2 separate regions of the Homo sapiens genome follow, and region 2 is linked to region 1. Evidence: chromatin contacts called from ENCODE Hi-C or POLR2A ChIA-PET data. All regions are on one chromosome and are shown on one strand. The core of a region is the stretch at or near the end of the contact, and the rest is flanking DNA. Distances in the headings are between cores, read along the strand shown. Region 1 has its middle 150 kb from the start of LINC01482. Region 2 has its middle 140 kb from the start of ABCA8.

Region 1 (4,201 bases), core at 468-2,967:
CTAAGGTGGAAGGATTGCTTGAGCCCAGGAGATCAAGACCAGCCTGGGCAACACGGCGAACCCCCATACTTAGTAACCTCTGGTAAGTTACCCAAAACATTGGTTTCCTCATTGTGAAAAAGAAATAACAAATGTGTACAATAGGGTAATATGCAGAGACATGGGCATTCGGGTCCAGGAGCCTTTCCTAATTACAAAAATTAGCCAAGCATGGTGGTACGCATCTATAGTCTCAGCTACTTGGGAGGCTGAGGTGGGAGGATTGCTTGAGCCCAGGAGGTCGAGGCTGCAGGGAGCTGTGTTTGTGCCAGTGAACTGTAGCCTGGGTGACAGAGCAAGACCCTGTCTCCAAAAAACAAACAAACAAACAAACAAACAAAAACAAAAAAAAGTCATGTCTTTTAGGAGGGCAGTTGGAAAGCTGAGTCTGTTTAGCCTAAAAAAAAGGGAATTAACATTAAGACACGATCATAGCATTCAAACATTTGAAGAGATGTCATGTGGAGGAAGGAACAGACCTCAGACAGAGGAACTGAAGAGCACAGGATAGATCCTGGTGTCCTGAAAGACAGATGTGTCTAATGACATTCAAATAAAAATGCTCAGGTGGCAGGTGAGAGAATTGGATCCCTGCCAGGCCATCGACACACACTTCAGTAGACTCAAGAACACTGTGGTTCAGCGTATGAACTCTGGGTCAGCCAAACATGGCTCAAAACAAGCCCCCTGTTACCACTACCACTGCTTTTGAGCTGTGTTTCCTTAGACAATAATCATTGTCCTTAACCTTTGTTACTTAATCTTTCTAAGCACCACCTTCCTCAGCTGCAAATGGGAGATAAAGACAGCACCTGTCTCAGGTGCTCGTCGTAGGATTCAATAAGATAAGGCATGTAATCTGTTTCACTCATTGTTTGGCACATGAAGCCCCAGGTAAATAATCATTAAATGAATATTCCTTTAATGAATGGATTTCATAAAGAAAGTACCCAATAAGCATTATTAGCAATGATGTCAGTAGCACAACGAAAACAACAAACTCGCCATGCAGATATGAGGATGAAGTGAAAGACGGGTGAATGTACTATTGACCCCACCGAGGTTTGCAAATAGGTGGTGTTTCTCTTATCAGTCAGAGAGATAACAAGATCAACTTCTGCACCGGGTAAAGTTTGGACCAAATGTCCTCAAAAATCATCTCCAATTCTTAAATTCCGTGAAAATCAGAAGTGTCTAATAGTCCAATTGTAGAAGTCAGGAAGTTTCTATTCCCTCAGGACAGCAAGAAAGGTCATGGAGCTGCAATCATAAAGCTGTTTGTTTCCAGAAAGGAAATGAAAAGTCCTTCTCCCAGTCCCTATCCCAACTTGTTATTTACAACAACATAAAAGTGCTTTGTTTTTGTACCTTTCTCTGAAAGAACGTGGCCAATCGTCTCTAAAATTCTCAGAGTGTACATATGAGATTTCTTTTGCTTGTTTATTTTTTTCCCAAGCCCTCCCAAAGAAATGCCCCCAAGGACTGCAAGAATCTTCAGGATATGAATTATAGTCTTTTACAATATTTGGTCTTCTTCCAGTTCTACTTGGAATCTTTGACCTGAATGTGAAAAACACAGAGCCCTTGTTTCCACTGAGATGCAGAAAAGGGTTTTCAGATTGTGCCACCTTCTGGCCAAATTTGGAAACCAAAGTGACAGATTTCCTTCATGCCTTCCCAGCAGTGATTCTGCCCCACCAGGGAAGTGGGGCAGGAAATGTCTGCCTGCTGGGCCTCCCCGGAGGTATCATCTTGAACTAATTCAAATTAAACCATGGGACAGCTTCAAAAGCTCATTGCTTATGTATTTAGAAGCACATGTTTGTACTAAAGAGCAATTACTCATGGTGCTCTGATGTAGGTTCAACCTCTGGAGTGGGAAATCAAATCGGGAACTTTCTCAAACGCTTTTAGCTGCCAACCTTAGCAGATGTGTAAATCAGTTGTTGTTCAGTTGCCTGAAACACTCACAGCTACTTTTGTAACTCTAATAAAGAGAGATTAAGAAAGAGAGAACAAAGATCCAGGATCTGAAATCCCTGTCTACTTATGATGACTGAAGATTGATACAGGATTCGTGCAAAGGAGCCACTCTAGAGAAACCCCTTCATCTATAAAACTCATCCGAGTTTTGGGCCCAGACCCCTATGCAGAACTCTTTCTATGAATGAGACACCAGGATGCCTCTCGTGCCTCTGCTTTACGCACAAAAAAAAAACAGAAAATGGAATGATCTCCTTGATGTGTTTTCCCTAGAACCCACATCTTAACCTAAGCCAATATCTGTGGGAAAGAAGAGGCAAGGAAAGACTAACCCAGGTTATAGAGTCCCATAATTAACAAAGTTTCAAAAGAACCTAGATTAAATCATCCATTCCAGGCCTTCCCAGGGTGAAATAGAGAAGAAAGAACGCAGGTTTACCCAGGAGGGAAACAGCCCCATATCTACCTAGTAGTGAAGCTTCATGGAAGATCAAAACCTTAGGAGGCAGAGAATGCCAGACTCTGAGCCCCACAGTATCAAAGCAATGATGAAACCTAAGTATGTCTCATCAGCAGGTTCAGTTCAGCTCTGCGGCCCTGGCAGGCCCTGAAACCTCCTTCTCTAAACAGTGCCTCTCTTAACAAGAGCAGGGGAGAGAGGGATGCTTGAACATACTTTATTCTTCCTGGAGCTGGCGTATTTCACCAGAACAAAATTCATCAGCATTTTTTTAATCTGAAAGAGCTTGGGTTTATAACACACACTTACAACTAATATCCAAAAGTTTGCCTTCCAGGTGGTTGAAATATCACTATGCTGGTGGTCTATTCTAGACATAGATAGCTGACATAAAACACACACTTCCAAATATGCCTAAGATTTTTTTGAGAAAAATATTTTCAAAAACTATTAACCATTTCAAAAAAACAGGGAAATGTCTTGTGAATTGGCTATTCTCTATGAAACACATCAATACAGACGGTTTTTAAAGGAACATGATCTGAAAACACATAGGCTTAAATATGTACCTGATTTGTTATGAGGTGGATCCTTGGACTTTGTCTATTACTTAACACATTTTTTCATTAAAACCTTAATTTGTAGGCTTTTTGGGGACTAGATGTCTAACAGGAGAAGTTGGTTTTAACGCACAGGTTGAAGTAACAGAGCACTTCCCAAAGTATGTTCTTTGGGACACTAGTCCCTCAAGATGTTTGGCAAAAAGGGCATCTGTACCCAAAATTTGGAGAAATGTTTCATGTTATATATGTCTTCTAGGAGATTCACAATGCACATGAGCTTATAAAGAATCTGAGAAATTTGGAAGTAAAGGAATAACAGATTAAATTTGCTTAACTTCAAAATGTTCAAACTTCATTGGCCAAGGAATACTTATATAGAGAAACATCTAATGAGATCTCAAGGAGCTGAACACATCACAGGAAATTCTGCTAATACAACAAGCAGATATATGAGGTTTTCATTCTTATTGATTATGACTTCCCAGAACCAGGAGAAACAGGCCTCAACACTGAGACCAATGCACAATTGCTCTACAACACCAAAAACAACTTTCTATGGCAGGAGAACAGAGAGGAGACTGAACTAATAGGTCCTTGAACTGCTGAGGGCCTTTATAGACCATTTTCCTAAGCCTTTGCCCATAAAAACTAAGTTCCAGGAAACAACAGCACAGCTTGTAGTTATGACAACAGGAATGAAAAATCAGCTTCTTCATAAATCATTTAGGAAGTGAATCAACCAAGCCATATTTGAAGAGCTGGATTCTAACACAAATCTTGTCTTCACCTAAATCTCATAGGATTATTCTTCCAGAAAGGGTTGGATTTCTATTTCTTCTCTGTAAAATCAGAAAACATGGATTGCAGTATCTTAGAAAAACTCCTCTGCCTTAAGAAGTTGTAATACTCATGAATCATAAAAAAGAAATCAATCATGTTTTCTTTTTTGCTGCCTTTCCTAGAACTTTAAACTTGCAAGGAACCTCTTTGTATATTCTCTATACTAGACGTAACTACTTTTTATTTCTGGGTTACTGGCATAGGACATTGTATTTTCTGGTTTTAGGGAAAGAGGAAAATTGAGTGCTGTAGGGACCAGACCTACAGTGTTTGTGGGTTTTTCTCCTCGTGTGCAGAGATGAGAGATCATAGAAAT
Region 2 (4,201 bases), core at 628-3,127, 42 kb before region 1:
GATAGTTACTGTTCCCCTGTGCTATCTCAACATAGATAAAGTTGTAACCTCCTAGAGCATGCCAGTAACTATCAATACTCCAGCTGCCACCAGTAATAGGCTCCTACTTGCCTTTGAAGAGACAAGTGATTAACCTCTGGAATCCCATCCTGCCTGTGTCTACTTCCTAGGAACAATTGCAGAACCAACTGGCTTAGTTTGGGTGCCCTGGAAGCAGCTCCTAATGTAAGGATTCTTATGAAAGTGATTTACTGACGGAACACTCTCAGAGAAGGAGAGTAAAGGAAGCAAGGCAGATAAGGAGGAAAAAACTAAGCAAGGAATGGTCTAGGATGGAGAACAGATTCAGCCTGGAGCTCTGGAGAGTGGATTGCGACACAGAGTTGGTGTCACTTAAGGCCCGTGTGCTGGTCTTTGTACCCTGCATGTCACTTAGTCAATGGTCGCTTGCCATCATGGGGGATGATGAGATGGCTCCGATTTGGCCCAAGGCAATTATTGGAAGAGAGCGGCTAAGAGCCAAGAGCAAACAAAATTCATTGCAGCTGGAGATGCGTGCACTGACCCAGAAAAGGAGATCAAGGCAGGTATCAATGTTATCTATTATACACAGTTTGTAAAAGCAGAGCCGGGATTCCAACCCAGGCAGGTTGGTCTGTTGTTTGAACAAGCACATATATTGCTTCATGCAACTGCAGAGGATGGAACATGTTTATGTCTTGATTTGTACAACTGAAATATTATAGTATTATCTCTAACCTCATTTTCAGGTCAAAACCCTGCAATGACTTTGTTTATCTTGGGCTAAAATACACTCACTTGCTTAAGTTCAAGAGGCACTGCTCTCTCCAGTTCCCACAGTAAGGTTCTGTTTTCACCGTAATCAGATTCTGGCCGCCGAGAAACCTATTTGTCTATTGTCTACAACAGTTCGGACCCCATGTTCCCTCTTGTAAACATTCGGAGGAAAACTTCAAACCTAAGTTATCTCACCTTCTAAAAATATTTTTTCCAAAGGAACAAACAATAATTATTGCTACCTTTTTTTAGTTATTTCAGAATGATATTTCATTTTAGTGTGCTATTGTTGAAAAATGAAACTAAGTGGAAAGACACAATAACACAGTGGTTTATAATTTCAGCAATATTATGAAAATACTAAATTTGATTTTTGAAGAATTTACTCATACATGATTGCAGAGATACAATATTAAATAGGATGAGATTACCAACAACATGGTTTCTTTGGAATCATTACCATTTAATATTTATTGAACAACTAGGCAAGTTAGAATCAACTTCACATTGAAAGTTATTGCCTTAAGGATTCTTACAAGGATCGTGATGGTTTGGGAGCATCATTCATGGTCTTTTCTCAATGCCCCTTGGTTCAAATAAATTAGAATAGTCATGACTGGTACTTAGCAATCTGAGTATATGTGTGCTGATCAGAGCATATGGCATAAAATGGCAAAACAGAGTATGAAGAAATACTGAACACAAAGTGAAGATGATTACAGGTTTTAAGTGTGAGTTTAAATATAACATGGCAATTCAATTTTGCATATTTAAATTTGCTTTCTCTCAGAATCCATAGAATTGACCAAAAAATATAAAAAGAAGAAAGTCATTAGCACTAAGAATCAGAAAAGTGGCATTAATAAGTCAGTAATGATGTTGTGTAAGTTATGTCAGATGGAGGAAAATAAGAGATTTAACACAGAAAGTAAATAGAAGAAAATAGATGGAACATCCCTGGGAAACCCCCCAGTGAGTAGCGAATGGCCAGTAAGGAAAATAACTAGACAGTTGGCTTGGGATAAATCAAAGGATTTTGGCAGCTGCACCAGGACAGTGCACACAGGACATCTGTCCACAACGTTTGACCTCAGCTTTCACGTGGCATGGACTGGCATCACGTTCTTGTAAGGAGGGCATTCAAAGACGCTAATGAGGGTCCCTAGTGCTCCCCCTGACTTCAGATGGCCACCACAAACAGAAAAGGAAGATAGTGCATGTAATGGATGCCTGTTGTTTTTTCCTGCCAAGCATTCATTCACCCTTCTGATTTTCCTTGGGAAAAAAACACCTGTCCCAATCATAGTTTCTGTGGCTCAGATGGGACCATCTGTGAGGTCCAGGCCTAGCTGATCCACCTCGGCCTTCCAGTATACTCCATCCATCCTAGACATTTTTCTCTTTTTAAGAAAGGTACTCAATTTTAAATCTCTTGGCATGGGAAATTTGGGGGAATAAGTAAATTTATTTCTATTGGAACTAGAAATTGAGAAAAATTGAAATTTTTTTAGCATTCTATCCTTTTTCATAATACAGAAATGCAAACATAGAAAAACAGGGAAAACCTCTGAAGCACTGCTGGAAAACAAGATGAGAGTACCAAATAACAAAAGGTACTAGGAACATGTAAACCTGTGCTGCTGACAGCTACCTGGTACCAGGAAAAAAAAAAAAAAAAGGAAAATTCTAGCTTTGACCTGATAAAGATTCCCCAGGTTTAGAGACACATGGACTGGACCAAATGGCAGGACTGGAAGCCCTCCATAGGAGCAAACCTTGACCCACAAAACACTCTAGGAAGTGGAGACACCAACCTCTTCATTCTGAGCAGCATAGGAGAAAAGATATGGGTGAACTTCCCCACTGCATGACTGTATTCAAATTGTCCAGTAAAACCTCCTTCCAGCCTGCACCCACAATGTCTCAGGCAGTGTGCTAAGTGACTTTGAAAATAGGACTTCATTTACTCTGAACAATGATCAATTTCCATGCTACATGTGAGACAGCTGGGGTGTGTGTTGCAGTCACTCGCCCCTGTCGTATGGGCAGAAAGTGGACCAGGCTTTGAGTTTGGGCTGCTTGGATGAGATCATATTTCTCAAACCACTGGATTCAAATGATACATTTATACAACTCACAGAACCCATCAGAGAAGGTAGCTTTTCAGTTTTAAGATGGCAAAGTGAGAAACTTTTTAGCACCCCATCCCTCTCCATAATACAGAAATCCAAAAACATAAAAACAAAGAAAACTTCTGGAGCATTGTCGGGAAACAAAATGAGAGTACCAAAAAACAAATTAGAAACAACTTCTGGAGAGCAGAAAGCAGATGGCATCACAGGGACTGAAATGTTTATCACTCTCGGTAATTTAGACATGCGGAGAGGCCCCCCTCATCCCCCATGAGTTAAGGAAACATGTTACCCTATTAAAATCTTAGAATGGCTTCAAGTAAAAAATTAAGGGCTAGAAACAGAGATTCAGGCTAGCAAATTGAAGTTTTCTTGGACTGAGCTGATGGCTCAAGATCTCGTCAAGAATTTCTCACTAAGCAGAGTGGAGTGGAGAGGAGGGGAGAAAATGTAAGATCAGAACTTAGTGTGGGTGAGTGCCCTAATACATGGGCCGGGGGATAATGCCAGCTAACTATCAGAACAAACCTGGAGTACATTTTTAAGAGTTATTTAATGGGCTCAGCTGTCTCAGGATATTATTCACTAGATTTCACAGCCAGTTGCAGCCTCACGCAATAGACTTCCTGAAAGACACGGCAGCAGAGGGTGGCAGGAACACCAGGGAGTAATTGGCAGGCAGCAAAGTGAGGGTATTCAGGAGCCCAGAAGACCCCTGCACAGAGTGTAGAGTGGTTGCCCTTAAGCTGAGACCTCATGATGTAAGAAAGAACACACAAGTTACAGTGGAGTTATATAGTCCAAAGATCTGTAGAGTCACCCACCTAATACAGGAAGGCCCCTTACCCAAAATATATTATAGAATGCAGCAAAAAAAAAAAAAAAAAGATGCAGAAAAAACTTCCATGAAAATGACGGACAAAACACATACTGAAGTCTTCCTTTCTACTCCAAGGACACAAAGGATGATTTTTAAAAATGTTTTACCAGACAAAACCACTTGGAGGCCACAGGTTGAATGCGTAAGAGCTGTTTGAGGAGTTATGGGTACAGAAGCCAGACCAGTGTGGGTTAAGTAATGAGTAGTGGGTGGGAAAAACTAAGATAGCGAGTACTGGCAACGCTTGAGAAATTGGACTGCGGAAAGAAAGCAAGAAATGGATTGGTACCTGAAGGGCATGTTGGTTCAAGGAATTTTTTTTTTTTTTTTTTTTGAGACAGTCTTGCTCTGTCGCCCAGGCTGGAGTGCAGTGGCACGATCCTGGCTCACT

Evidence for each region. Hi-C counts contacts between places; a loop is a spot of excess contacts on that map. ChIA-PET counts read pairs that join two places held with the same protein, here RNA polymerase II (POLR2A). Pooled maps may share reads with other maps.
Region 2: a map of HepG2 shows a loop between it and region 1 (9-fold over the local background). The contact joins two enhancer-like sites. A Hi-C loop is called at or near these places in 5 of 168 maps with a recorded cell type or tissue (A673, Caco-2, GM23248 and 2 more) and 1 of 50 pooled maps. POLR2A ChIA-PET finds 5 or more read pairs at or near these places in 2 of 52 experiments (A673 and HepG2).

Annotation. Positions count from the first base shown.
Region 1 is chr17:68,775,052-68,779,252 of GRCh38, reverse strand. No RefSeq gene overlaps it. Among named protein-coding and RNA genes, the nearest start is that of LINC01482, 150 kb to the right of the region's middle. Within about 2 kb of position 1,717, at least 14 of the 41 ENCODE cell types and tissues checked have a DNase peak (open chromatin) inside an H3K27ac peak, as active enhancers do.
Region 2 is chr17:68,817,312-68,821,512 of GRCh38, reverse strand. No RefSeq gene overlaps it. Among named protein-coding and RNA genes, the nearest start is that of ABCA8, 140 kb to the left of the region's middle. Within about 2 kb of position 1,877, at least 2 of the 41 ENCODE cell types and tissues checked have a DNase peak (open chromatin) inside an H3K27ac peak, as active enhancers do.